Regions from separate parts of the Homo sapiens genome. Here region 1 is linked to region 2. Evidence: chromatin contacts called from ENCODE Hi-C data. All regions are on one chromosome and are shown on one strand. The core of a region is the stretch at or near the end of the contact, and the rest is flanking DNA. Distances in the headings are between cores, read along the strand shown. Region 1 has its middle 7.0 kb from the start of LINC01530. Region 2 has its middle 18 kb from the start of KLK2.

The links. A loop is a pair of places that touch in the nucleus more often than their neighbours do. Pooled maps may share reads with other maps.
Region 1: a loop to region 2 is called in a map with no recorded cell type, with 6 times the contacts of the local background. The contact joins two enhancer-like sites. A Hi-C loop is called at or near these places in 6 of 37 single-sample maps with no recorded cell type and 4 of 50 pooled maps.

The regions. Positions count from the first base shown.
Region 1 is chr19:51,597,775-51,605,066 of GRCh38, forward strand. It overlaps the pseudogene LOC339352. Among named protein-coding and RNA genes, the nearest start is that of LINC01530, 7.0 kb to the left of the region's middle. Within about 2 kb of position 3,562, at least 2 of the 41 ENCODE cell types and tissues checked have a DNase peak (open chromatin) inside an H3K27ac peak, as active enhancers do.
Region 2 is chr19:50,887,900-50,894,594 of GRCh38, forward strand. It overlaps the pseudogene KLKP1. Among named protein-coding and RNA genes, the nearest start is that of KLK2, 18 kb to the left of the region's middle. RefSeq lists enhancers at 3,172-3,221, 3,292-3,401. Within about 2 kb of position 1,786, at least 3 of the 41 ENCODE cell types and tissues checked have a DNase peak (open chromatin) inside an H3K27ac peak, as active enhancers do.

The DNA of each region.
Region 1 (7,292 bases), core at 2,312-4,811, 710 kb after region 2:
CAGTTGGGGGCCAAGGATGAGCCAACCCCATCACTGACCCCTCCCCTCCCAACCTCTCTGTGTCTTTCGGGGGCCACAGAAGCTTAGGTGGATTCTGATACCAGAGCGGGGTTAAGTTCAGAACTGGAGGCCTACACACCCTCACCTCAAAAATAGGTGCAACCCCTGCTAGTCTCCCTAGAGGTTGATCTAGCCTGCCTGTGTATGTCCTTGTAAGACACAATCAGGACCCATTCCTGGAGACAGAATGCCCACCCCGACCCCTGAAAGTGAAATCCAATTGGTCTTTTCTGTATAGCCCCCTTCCCTTGAACAGAGCATGACCTCCCTCTGTCCTTAAGAGTCTCTGACCCCTCCCCTCCCAATCTCTCTGAATAGTCAGTAATATCTACCTTCTGATCAGGGCTGTAACATGGGTGGCCTCCTGGAAGTTGTTACAACTGGTCCTTAATAGACGCCCTCACCCCTTTGGACAGGACACGATCTAATTCTGGGTATAACCTGCTTGTTGCTCCCTCTTTTTCCCCCTGAAATCAGCTTAAGTTCCTTCTCTTCTTGGTGCATAATGGGTGCAGTCCAGGAAGCCTTCCTGGAGGCAGTGGCCTTCTTACACCAGAACCCATTTATAACCCACGTATATAAGAGCAGCAGCCACAGCTGCCCCTGGTCTATTCCAGGCAGGGGCACTATCTAGGGAACTCCTCAAAGGCAATGAAACATGTGTAACCCGCCTCCTCTCCCGGTCTAGGAGAAGCTGTCCCTTCTTGCAATGCCCGCCCCGTCATGTGCCTCCTGCCACGTGGCATGCGCCTCCCTCCGCCGTCCATGCTCGGGCCAAGTGCTGTGCGGTTCCTGCTTCTGCACCGCCTTCGAGGCGGAGGTGCAGCACATGGTGCTTGTGGGCTACCTGCTGCCGCCAGGCGCAGTGGTGGCCCTGGGCACCTCGGGCGGCAAGGATTCCACGGTGCTGGCACACGTGCTGCGCACGCTGGCACCGGGCCTGGGCATCTTACTGCAGCTCATGGCTGTAGACAAGGGCATCGGGCGTGGCTTAGCGGGAGGATCCCAGTAAGGAGCTGGGGAAATACGCATGTGCCTATTTAGGGCCGGAGCCTACTGAAGGCTCATGTGGGTAGTACGTGTGGCTCCCTACGATGGAGTAAGGCAGGTTTTTCAAGCCTCTGGGTCTCTGACATCATCTTAGTGAGAGATGAAGCTGGCTGGGCTTCTGGGTCAGGTGGGCACTTGGAGAACTTTTCCGTCCAGCTAAAAGATTGTAAACACACCAATCAGTGCTCTGTGTCTAGCTAAAGGTTTGTAAACGCACCAATCAGCACTCTATAAAACCAGACCAATCAGCACTCTGTAAAACCAGACCAATAAGCACTCTGTAAAATGGACCAATCAGCGCTCTGTAAAATGAACCAATCAGTGCTCTGTAAAATGGACCAATCAGCAGAATGTGGGTGGGGCCAAATAAGGGAATAAAAGCTAGCCACCGAGCCTGCAGCGGCAACTCATTTGGGTCCCCTCCCACGCTGTGGGAGATTTGTGCTTTTGCTCTTCACAATAAATCTTGCTGCAGCTCGCTCTTTGGGTCCGCACTACCTTTATGAGCTGTAACACTGCGAAGGTCTGCGGTTTCACTCCTGAAGTCAGCGAGACCAAGAACCCAGGGGAAGGAACCAATTCTGGACACATTGGTACACACATTGGCAGGTAGAGGGGCTACCTTGTAGGAGCTAAGGCTGGAATACTCTGCTATCATTATTATTATTATTATTATTATTTTGAGATGGAGTCTCACTATGTCACCTAGGATGGAGCGCAGTGGTGCAGTCTAGGCTCACTGCAACCTCCGTGTGCCAGGTTAAAACGATTCTCCTACCTCAGTCTCCTGAGTAGCTGGGCTTACAGGTGCCTGCCACCACACCTGGGTAATTTTTCTATTTTTAGTAGAGGGAAATGACTTTGTATCTCCCTTCACAAAGAGAGATGTGAAGAGGTGTCTCTCATCGAAAGTCACACAGTCTGAAATGCTACTGTGTCTCTTAACTCCTTTTCTTTATAGGTTTCTCTCTGACAACTCTTATTTTCTCTCAATGATTACTTCAATAAGTAATCATCGTCCATTGACTAAATACCAGATACAAGCTGTGTAGCCTAGAGCAAATTACTTAACCTCCGTTTCATCTTTTGTAAAATGGGGATGTTAATAATATCTGGGTCCTTGAGTTGGGAATTAGATGAGTTATATATAAAGCACTCAGACTAGAGGCTGAAAAACAGTAAACATGATGTAAATGTTTGCTGTTATGATGATCCACAAGAGCACAAGACAGTCTCTGCTCCTGCCTGATTCTCACGAATGTAATTATAACCTGACGAGTGCTACTACGGAAAATTACACAGAATGTGTGAATTTATATCAGGGGGTACTAGTGGCGGGGAAAAGGTGGGGATTAAGGAAACGTTTCCTGAGTGAACTGAGACCCGAAGGCTCAGTGAATAACCAGGTGAAGGATGAGTTGGAGTTTGGGCGGGGGGTGTTCTGAGCTGAGGTCACAGAGAGGCAAAGGCCTTGAGGAGGGGAAATATGACCAACTTGAGAAGCCCGAAGAAGAACAGCATTTTAATATACAGACTCAAGTATAAGATGACAAAATGCAGAATAAACGTAGTTTCCATTTAAATTGTATGGCGACTGGTGTGTATGTATTCATTAACTTTCTTTCTGGTCTTTGTAAATCGCGTGATCTGCATTCCCAGAGACACTTGTGTCTACAGCTCTCTTGAGAATCCCCATTAGATGGCCCTTTTTTCTCCTGTGTAGTCTGAAATACAGTTTTAACTGAGGCTGAAATGGTGTTTGCAGCTTAAAGCACTTTTACCCGCTATGTGGAAAGAGAGCTAGCGAAGGGCTTGGTATACAGTAGGTGGATGGCAAATGAGGGCTCCCCCCAAGGAGCTTGTTTGTGTTCCCTTCAGGTTTTCTGTCCACCTCCAGTCTCCTTCTGGTTGCTCCATGGTGCCCGGGAGTCTCCATGGTCCGGTTTCCCCATCAGTATCTGTTCCCCCTCCCCCTGCCCCTCTCTGTCTTGGGTCCTGGCGGCCCCGCTGTGCCCTGGGTCTCCCTTCCCCGTCTCTCTCTGGGTCCTGGTTACCCACAGTGTCCCAGGGGTCTCCATGGCTCTGTCTCCCCCTCTCTGTCTCTGGATCCTGGCTGTTGCACATTGTTCGGAGGTCTCCATGGCTCGCTCTCCCCGTCGCCGTCTCTCTCTCTGGGACCTGGCGGCCCCACTGTGCCCTGGGTCTCCGTGGGTCTCCCCTCCCAGTCTCTCTCTGGGTCCTGGTGGACCCTTGGTTCCTCGAGGGGCTCCCTGGCCAGCAGCGCCCTCCGCGCCGCACCTCACCCTCTCCCGTCTCTCCCCACCAGGTCACAACGCCGACGACATGGTGGACACCGTGCTCATGAACTTCCTGCGGGGCGGCTGGCCCGGGGCGGGGGCCTGGGCTCTCCGGGCTAGGGGGGTGCCCTTCCGCGCTGCCGCCCGCTGCAGTTCGCCTCGCAGGAGGTGGTGCCGTACGGGCACTTCCGCCGCCTCGACTACTTCTCAGAAGAGAGGAGCGCCCGGGACCTGCTCAAGCGCCTGGAGGCGCCGCGGCCGTCGGCGGTGCTGGACCTGGTGCACTCGGCCGAACGCCTGGCGCTGGCCTCGGCCGCGCGGCCCCCGCGCCCCGGCGCCTGCCCCCGCTGTGGGGCGCTGGCCAGCCGCGCGCTCTGCCAGGCCTGCTCCCTCCTGGACGGCCTGAACCGCGGTCGGCCCCGCCTGGCCATCGGCAAGGGCCGCCGGGGGCTGGACGAGGAGGCGACGCCGGGGACGCCCGGGGATCCGGCCCGGGCCCCCACTTCCGAGACCGTCCCCACCTTCTAGCGACTCCGGGCCTCCCGCCGGGATCCGACGCGCCCGGGTGAGGTCTGCCTGTAAATGACACTGTGAATAAACCCGTTACCTTACCTGGCCTTCCATGTGAGGTGGGAGGGGGATGGGGGCCCAGTGACCTGAAACCCTGAAGCTGGGACCCCAGACTTCGGGGTCTCAGGGAGGAAGGGTCTCGAGCTGGCCTTCTGGCTCTGAGGGAGGAGGGGGCTGGGGGGCCATCCTAGGTCTGAGAGAGGAGAGGACCAGGACTAGGGCTAGAGGAAGTGGGGCTGGGGACCCCAGGCATCTGTGGCTGAGGAAGGAGGGCCTGGGGTCGTGGACTCCTGGATCTCAGGGAGGAGGGGGCTGAACACCTTGTGATTCCTGAGCGAGTGGGGGTTGGTTGGGGACCTCCTGCCCAGTTCTCTGCTGGTTCTGGGTGCGCTCAGCATGGTCCTGACCCTCCTTGAGCACCAGATTCCTGATGTTTCCTGTTTGCCCGCAGTGGGGTAAGCGGAGTGACGTGACTTGATGGACACACGCCATTCACAGCCCCCGTCACGATGCCTCCCTTCCAGCGCTTCGTGTGCAGCGCGTGCTGCACCCTCATTTCGTCTCCTCCACGGCCTCACTGGCAGTAGCCTGAGCCGCAGTAACTGACCTGGGGGCTCCCACCAGGTTGGCCTGGCTCCAGAGCTGTCAGAGATTTTGGGATTGCCTTTCCCCCATGCTATCCTGTCCTCATCCATCACCACCTGAATCTCCCTTGCCGTCTCTTGTCATAGGTAAGGAGGGGCTGGTGGGCTTTGCAGACCTCTCAAGCTCTGAAGGCAGAGCTGCGCGAGCCTGAATCGCCGCTTAACTCTTCTGACCTTCTATTTCCTCCTCTGAAAATAGAAGCAACCCTCCCTCTCCACTCCCCCGACATCAGGGTACTCTTGGGAGGATTCAGTAACTTGGTTGTTCATATTAAGGTTTGGCCACCAGGGAGCTTTTAGTTTCAGGATTGCTGCTCAGCTGGTCCTGAAAGGAGTGAGGCCCAGAAACTTCCTGCCTAACCTGTGGGAGATTTGGTGTTCTCAGTCCCACCTCCGAGCTTTGCTGGCTTGCCTCCCTAGTCAGGAATGCCTTCCCTTTCCCATCTGCCTGCTCAAACCCTCCAGGGTCCTTACAGAAAGAGGACCTTCCTGATTCTCCCCTCCCACCCAGTCCAGGGCGTAGGGATCTCCCAAACCCCACCCCATAGGTCCCCCACCCATAGGTCCTGTCCTGACTCTGTGGCCTTCCCACCGTTTTGGGTTATGCTCTCCCTAATTAGACTGATCATTAAGGGCAAAGACCAGACCTCTCTCCCCATCGGACAATAACAGCATTATTCATCCAAGAAACACTTATTGAGCACCTAATGTGTGCAGGGGCTGTTCTAGGCACTGGTGAGAGAAAAAAGACAGAGTCTTTCATGGAACTTAGGGCCTTGTGGGAAAGACACCTATATAATGTCAGATAATTAGTGCTGTAGATAAGAAATAACATAAAGGGAAAAGGTGTAAAGAGCTGTTATTTTAGTTTGAAAGGCCAGGGCCTCTTTGAGAAGGTGACTTTGGGGCAGAGATCAAACAAAGCAAGCGAGGTTTCTAGCCATGATAGAGAAGCTAATGTCAGAACAACACTTCCACACTAAGACTGAGACCAAATGGAAAAACAGTACACACATACACACACAAAAACAATCTGATGACATTGGAGAGCTACCAAGTTGGCCAGGATCGCAGAGAAAAGGGAAGCTCATTCTCCTGGAGGGGCCAAAAGGCTAAGGAAGCAAGCAGAAAGCAGAGGATAAGAAGATGGGAACCTGAGTTGAGCTTTCAGCAGTGTTATGGCTGGGGCTGGAGACAGAAATCATGGTGGCCAGGTGCAGTGGCTCATGCCTATAATCCCAGCACTTTGGGGTGCCAACGTGAGAGGATCTCTTGAGCTCAGGAGTTTGAGGCCAGCCTGGGCAACATACAGAGACCCTGTCTCTACAAAAAAAAAAATTAATAAAATTAAATAAATACAAATAGATCATGGAGCCTGGTGCTACCAAGGTAGACAGGACTTGAGGGACCAAAACCCTGGAAGGAAGGGAAGATCACTGAGGTGAGCCCAACATGTTTAAACTCTCCTCTCAGCAGTCTGATGGAACTGGGTAAGCCAAATTTGATGTTCCGGGTCTGATAAGGAGAGGCCCAGTAAACACCCCAAACCTTCCATTAGAACTCAAGAAGGGTTACAGATTAAAAGTAAGGGTCGGCCGGGCGCAGTGGCTCACACCTGTAATCCCAGCACTTTGGGAGGCCAAGGTGGGCGGATCACGCGGTCAGGAGATCGAGACCATCCTGGCTAACACGGTGAAACCCTGTCTCTACTAAAAATACAAAAAATTAGCCGGGCGTGGTGGCGGGCGCCTGTAGTCCTAGCTACTCAGGAGGCTGAGGCAGGAGAATGGCGTGAACTCAGGAGGTGGAGCTTGCAGTGAGCTGAGATCGCGCCACTGCACTCCAGCCTGGGAAACAGAGTGAGACTCCGTCCCCCCCGCCAAAAAATATGGGTCAACTGGGAGTAGACCTGCCCACAAAAAGACCAAAACCCATCTTCAAACTCACTCAGCCTGGGGCTGGCTTAAGGGATCTGTCCCTATTCCACTTGCCAGAAAGCAAAAATAGGGTAGCCCTAGCCACATGAGCCGATTTATCTTTAAATTAATTAAAATAAAATTAAGGATTAAGTCCTCAGTCACCCTAAACACCTTTCAAGTGCTCCTTACCACCATATTGAACAATGCAGACACAATGCCTCCATCGTCATGAAAGTTCCATCGCACAGTGCTGTTCTAGACTGTACTAGAATCCAGAGGAGGAAAATTTCAGTCAGAGCTCAAAAAAATCTCTGCAGTTTTTCAAACAAAATACTAGAAATTCAACTAAAAATTAAAAAGTTGACAAGCATGCCAGGAGATATGACAAAATTGTTGAATACCAAGAGGCTGGGCATCAAGCACAGATGTATTTACAGGTGTTCTAGATATGAGTTTTAGGTATGGACTTTAATTGTCATCACGTAAAAACAGATGCTAAAATGGAGAGTTTCACCATTGTATTGGATTACATTTTTAAAAGAACCATTAAAATTGTGAATGTGATTAATAATAATAACCAGGCAGAATGGAGTAACTAGTACCAGACTTACCCTCCTGCTGTAAACAACTATAAAATAGCATAATGTATTAGGCAGTTTTCCCTGCTTTGCTCCACATGCAGGCCATCTTCCCAATTGCCAGCCCTGGGGATGACCAACACCAGCCTCAAATCTACCACCACCTGCTTGGCT
Region 2 (6,695 bases), core at 536-3,035:
AGGGCAGGCTTGGCAGGAGGGCCCAGGGACTGGGCTAAGAGAGGGAGCTGGGCTGTGGGTTTGAAGGGGGCAGAGGACCAGGGCTGGGGATCCAGGGACACAGGAGGGCCTGAGATTCTGGACCATTCCTTGGGGTTTGGGTTGGTGGCTGTTCCTGGTGGGGAGACTTTGCTCTGAGAGCAGGGCAAACCCCAGGGATTAGGGTAGGAGACATGAGATTGCCTGGAGCAGGCATTGGGTTGGGAGCAAAGTATGTGGGGTGATTTGGGGTCTTGTCTAGGAGGCTGTGGTGGGGAGATGAAGGACAGAGTGCTTGTGGGTTTATGAGCTTCTTGAGTCTGGGATGTCCTGCTCCTATGGACAGGGGACATTTTCCCAAGTTAGCAGTTTTTTCAGCCAAATTACCTAATATGATGCTACACCCAGATCAGGGTGGCAGGAGAAGAGTCAGGAATGGGGACCTAGGGACAGACACCTGATCCAGTCCCCAAGGCTTCTCCTCTTCCTGGTCAGCACTCTCTGAAGACAGTGGGTCTCTTCTCTACTGGTTCCATGTCTCTGCCATTAGCTCAGATTCCATCTTCTTGTCCTTGTCTTTCCGTCTCCATCTCTGTCTGTCTCTTTGCATGTGTATATTTGTGTGTGTGTATCTTATTTTTTTTCTGTTTCTCTAAAAATCCTGTCTGAGAGAAACTTTACTAGTTGTTCTAGAGGAAGGAAGTCTTAAGGATGAGCTTTCTGAATTAGTTCTGGCATTTCTAGTGTTTGGAATTGGTTCTGTAATGCGAATAAATTAAAGGCACCACAACTCTATTTTCAGTAATACAAACAGAAATAAAAGTCCGTGGTGTAATGTGGCAATAGAGATATGCAAAATAACACCACTGGATATTCCGAATCAAATAAAGGAGAAATGACCAGGGTGATCATGTATATGACACTTTAGAATATTTTTTAAAGTAACAAGCATAATGAAATTGGATGATTGCTTCTAGTTGTGTTGGCAAAAGTGGAAAAAGAAAAGAATGAGCACAGGACTTTAAATTTCCAGATCTCAGACTGAAGAAATAATCTAAAGTTGCTATGTCTATGATGTTGAAAGAAACCTTTATCTCCTGTAGCCACAGAGCTGAGATTTCTGAAAATCAAACCTAGAATCTTATTGTGTGAGTGGCTGAATTACAGTGCTAATTAAATCCTCAGCATGCATGCTGTCTGCCATTAAAGTGAAGGCATAATTGAAAGGGTAGGGATCCCAAAAGTTGGAATGAAGACATGTGGGAAGACTCTGATTATGGTCAGGAGACTGGGGAAAGGGTCTAGTTAGAGGATGTGGCCTGAGGCTTTAAAAATGAAGATCCAGGGGACAGATAGAATGTGGCCAGTGTCTGGCAGGATGTGGGGCACTTGGCATCTATCCTGGTGCCTGAGGAAGCAGTGAACTCTCCCAAGAGGGAGAACCCAAGAGGAAGAGCATGTTGGGGAGGAGGAGAGACAAATGGCGAAAGGAAATTTATTATGCCAAAGGTGGGATGAATTTGTATCTGGAAGGATCCAGCTAGAGCCAAGAAGGTTCAGCTTCAGCTTGGCTTACACTATCCCCAGAAAAGTTCAACTCAGCCTTGTTCCCTCTTCTGTTATTTTGCTGTGCCCAGCTGGGGCCCCTCCTAACTCCAAGGGCCAAGAAAGTTCAACTTCAGCTTGGCTTACACTGCCCTCAAAAAAGTTCAACCTAGCCTTGGTCCCTCTTCTGTCATGTGGCTGTGCCCAGCTGGGGCCCCTCCTACCTCCCACCCTTCCATCTCCAGCTGGACAGGTGCAGCCTTAGTGCCCAACTGTTTGTCAAAAACTCTGAAGGGGCTGATATTTTGCCAACTGGCAAACAAATAAGTTAGCCTGCCACAGTTTTATGGATACTGGCAGAACACACTGGATTCTGGATCAAAGGCAAAGGACTTTATTACTCACAGCACAGAAGACAGCATGAGCTTTGTGTTCACATCAGTTCGCCTTGACCCTAAGTCCCACAGGAATGATCAGAGAAGTTTAGGAGGATCCTGTGACACGATGCTTTGACCCACAGCTGAGAAACCTGAGCTTAGGAATCCTGAATCGTATGAAGGGACTATTAATATTTGTCCGAGAGGGAGACACATTCTTCGTTATCCCGACCACAAACAGACCTGCTCTGGAGGAACATACTATATTTATTGTACTGAACACTAAACAAATCTGCTTTAAGGGACACATTATTACACTGGTCGGTAAGCAAAGCTGTTTTGTTGAAAATACCATTTGCAAGATGGCTTGCTAGCCAAACATCCTTGATAGTCCAAAGCAATTTTTTTTTCACTTTGAAGCCATGTAGAAACATGAGAGGCCCATGGAGAATTTTCTCTCAGAATCATAATTTAAATTCTCTAACCTTCCCTGCAAAACAAACTTATACTTTCTTCCTTATACCCCTTGTCTGCCACATCTGTTACCCTAGCCTCACCAGTGTGCCAGGCCCAGTTCCCAAAGATGGCAGGAAAAATATGGGGATCTGATCTGGATGTGCCCTATTGTTGCTGTCTGTTTATGTGTGGATTTGACTTTGAGGGGACATATCCACGTTTCCCAGTGTAGAGGCTCAGGGTCTTCTGACTGTGAAAAGTCCTTGTTTGGTACTTGTGCGTAGTGCAGTTCTGTGTGCGTGTGTGTGTGTTGTGTGTGTGTGTATGTGCATGCACATGTGTATGTGGTGGGTGTGCAAGGCCCTGCTGTCCACTACCTGCCCACACATGTGAGCCATGTCCCCATATGGGAAAACTGATGAGTAACCTTCAACACCAAGTGTCTGACTTGGGGGGTGATCTAGAGACAGATAAATCTTTCCTGTCCCAGCTGCCTGTGTCTCCAGAATATGTCTTTCCCCATAAATGCCCAACTCTGTGTCTGGGAGTAGCCAGGAATCTAACCTATGAAGCTGTATTTGAATGTCTGGCCCTTGGGGTTGGTGTCTGCAACTCTGAATCACCACTAAGTGGTTTTATGGATGAATCACAGTATTAGCTTTGACTAACTTTATCTGGGTCTGCACATATGTCTGATTTTGGCTATATTTGTTTTCAAAATCTGAACGTGCACACGTATGTACCATAACTAAGTCATGTGTCCTTGATTAAAATAACTGATATTTATTACTATGCATTACAGTTACTGTGTGCCAGGCATTATCATGCACACCCACACACAGGCATACACACAAAGACACATTTTTCTATTTAAGTCTTAAGGAAACCCCCATGAACAAATGAGGAAATGGAAAGACATTGAGGTCAAATAATTTTCTCAAAGATTCAGAAATAATATGTTTGATCCCAGGTGGTCATACTTTTGGATACAACCACCATACTATAGACCCATGTCTGTGAATTGCTTTTGGAGGGGCTACTCAGGATATGTCCCCTCAAAGTCAAACCCAACACTGCATATCAGTGTCTCTCTCCTGTGTACCTTTACTAAGGCCCCCACCTTGTACGTTCAGACCTTGTGTGCAAGTGTGTGCAACTGGAACACTGGGTATCCAGACCTACAGTGGAGTGTAGATTTTGGTCCAAGCTTCTATGTCCAAAGCTCTGTGTGTGTGTGTGTGTGCGCGTGTGTGCGCGTGTGTATGCACACATACACCTATGTCTTTTTTTTTTGAGACAGAGTTTTGCTCTTGTTGCCCAGGCTGAAGTGCAATGGCATGATCTTGGCTCAAGTCAACCTCTGCCTCCCTGGTTCAAGCTATTCTCCTGTGTCAGCCTCCCGAGTAGCTGGGATTACAGGCATGTGCCACCATGCCTGGCTAATTTTGTATTTTTAGTAGAGAAGGGGTTTCTCCATGTTGGTCAGGCTGGTCTTGAACTCCCAATCTGAGGTCATCCACCCACGTTGGCCTCCCAAAGTACTGGCATTACAGGCGTGAGCCACTGTGCCTAGCCACACCCATGTCTTAACTGTCCACACTTACATACAAATATCAATGTCCATATAGTGACCCTCGAAGCTGAGATCTATTTATATGTTACGTGAAGGTAAGCTGTAAATGCTGTACCTACCAATACCTAAGTTTGAAAGTCTGGTTGTGCATATATGTAGGTCCACAATCTAGTATGGCCACATCTGTGCCCTTGTATGACCCTGAGTTTGGCCGAGATACCCAAACTCTGGGACCAAATTTGTGTGTCATACATACTGAGTGTCACATCCATTTAATATCTGTGACAGATGAATGAGCCTGAATGACTGGCTCCAAGTGACCACTTGTCTGAACTCACTGTATCCAGTGACCTTATCTTCATCCCCAACCACAGAGAACTTCTTGCCCTCTGGTCTTTTCCCCTTTCTCTCTCTTTTGGGAACCTATAACACATGAGATGGGTGGTGGGAACAAAAAAGGATACAGTTCCAGGGAAAAGAGGCAAAAGTTTTTTAAAGCTAGAGAGAAAACAGTATTTTAAAAACATATCAGAGGCTCCTGGAGAAACTGAGGGGAAGGCATAAGTGAAGAATATGTAGGTAGATAAGGGCACAGTCAGGGAATAGGAGGTGAGAAGGACCCTGTCCTCATGGATCCTCTACTCCCATCCCAGAGGCCTAGGACGGTGACTAGGTCCTGGGAACTGAGGAGTGTATGCTCTGCTCCCAATCTTGGCAAGTGATTTTCTTTGAATGTGGACATTTTAACTGTGGTCCTTCATGCACTGTCCCCCGCTGTGAGCTCTCTGAGGCCCACTACCAAACCTGGTAAGAAGGCAGGGGTCAGGGTCCTGAAAAACGTGGCTGGGAGTAGGAACCCATGGGTTCTGTACCTGGAGTTGGAGAAGGCTGAAAGCCGGGAGTCCAAGGTCTTGGAGAAGGAAAATGTTGGGATTCTGGACTCCTGTATTTTAATGGGTTGGGGAGAGAGTCCTTGACTCCTCTGAGGACAAAAGTACTGGAGCTTGGGGACTACAGCCCAATGGGTGTGTGCCCACACATTGGAACTCTTAGCTATCTGAGAGGCAGGAGTAGGGGCCATTGGTACCAGGGCCTCAGGAGGTGGTAAGTGGAATTTCAGATTATCACAGGGCTTGGGGATCCCAGATTGCTAACATTTGGGTCTTTCTGTCTACTCCACACTCAGCTTGTGGGTAACCACTGGCCTGCTAGCTCCCTATAGTTGCTGGGCCAGCAGGAGCCCGACGAGCAGGAACTGCGCAAGCGCGCTGGTTCTAAACAGCTGAAGGGCGTTTGGCGCATCTTCTGACATCATCAGCACTATGAGGATCCCGGCGCACCACTATGGCGTCACTTCGGCGCAACTAGCCCACCATCACCCGTGCGCCTCTCCAGTCACATGTATCACATGGCACTGCCCACGTCTGCCCCCTTGTGGGTGTGTCCAACATGGTGGCTGACTTAGGCTTTGTGTCCATAGGGAGGAGCCTAGGACCACAGGGAGGCTTGGGTCACAAGATGCTTGAGAAAAGCCAGATGTGTCCAGTCTATGAAACCTGAAATACATGGCTTTTGGGAAGAGGGGCAGGGTCCTGAATGTATGGGTCCTTCTCAAGTTCACGGTCTTCCCTGGTGGGTCTCCTTGATAATTGTATTGTGCCAACATCAGCATAATTTCAGACACATCTGGTAACATGGACTACCCAGGGCACCTGATGGACACCTTAGTGTGTGCATGTTTGGAGGGCGGAGGCGCAAATGATCCTAAAATCTTGATCTTGGTTACTAATGTTGTTGGCTGTTCCCCTAAACTGCACATCCAGGGCAAATGTTGATTTGTTGCATCCTAGACCCTGCCCTCAGCTACACCCCTGTCTCCACCACAATCCATCCCAACACCATCCTCATCCCTAACTTTGTCACCATCTCCTGCCCTTGAGAGCTGATGAAAAGGAACGCCCAGAAAATGGAACTTACGGCCAGGCGCGGTGGCTCACGCCTGTAATTCCAGAACTTTGGGAGGCCAAGGCGGGTGGATCACCTGAGGTCAGGAGTTCAAGACCAGCCTGGCCAACATAGTGAAACCCCGTATCTACTAAAAATACAAAAATTAGCTGGGCATGGTGGTGCGCGCCTGTACTCCCAGCTTCCTGGGGAGGCTGAGGCTGGAGAATCACTTGAACCCAGGAGGCGGAGGTTGCAGTGAGCTGAGATCACGTCACTGCACTCCAGCCTGGGCAACAGAGGGAGACTCTGTCAAAAAAAAAAAAAAAAAAAAAAAAAAAAAAAAAAAAAAAGGAAAGAAAACAGGGGATGTGTGCAGAAAACCAGGAGATATAGAGTCAAGAAGCATCAGAAAAAAGGTCAAAACAAAAGGTCAAAAAGGGCCCCCGCCAACAACAACAAAAAAGAAAATGGAAGTCACCTGCCAACATTACCTAGTTACCCAGAGGCTGAGCTGGGATTCACACCCAGGGCTGACTAGGTCTTTCTCCTGCATCTCCTCCCCTTTTCTTGGAACACCTACGTCTCTCAGGTTATCCTTTCCTTCCGAAGCTTCCACAGTTGGCTCAAACCCAGGGTTCTGAGATAACCTAGTCTCCCTGACTCCATGGAGGCTCTGCTTCTCATTCAGACCTAGCAAAATCATCTAAAGCTCACTCCACCAATATTGAGCTCCTAGCCAGACCTTACACCAAGGTAAGCCCTGGCCCATGCTCAAGCCC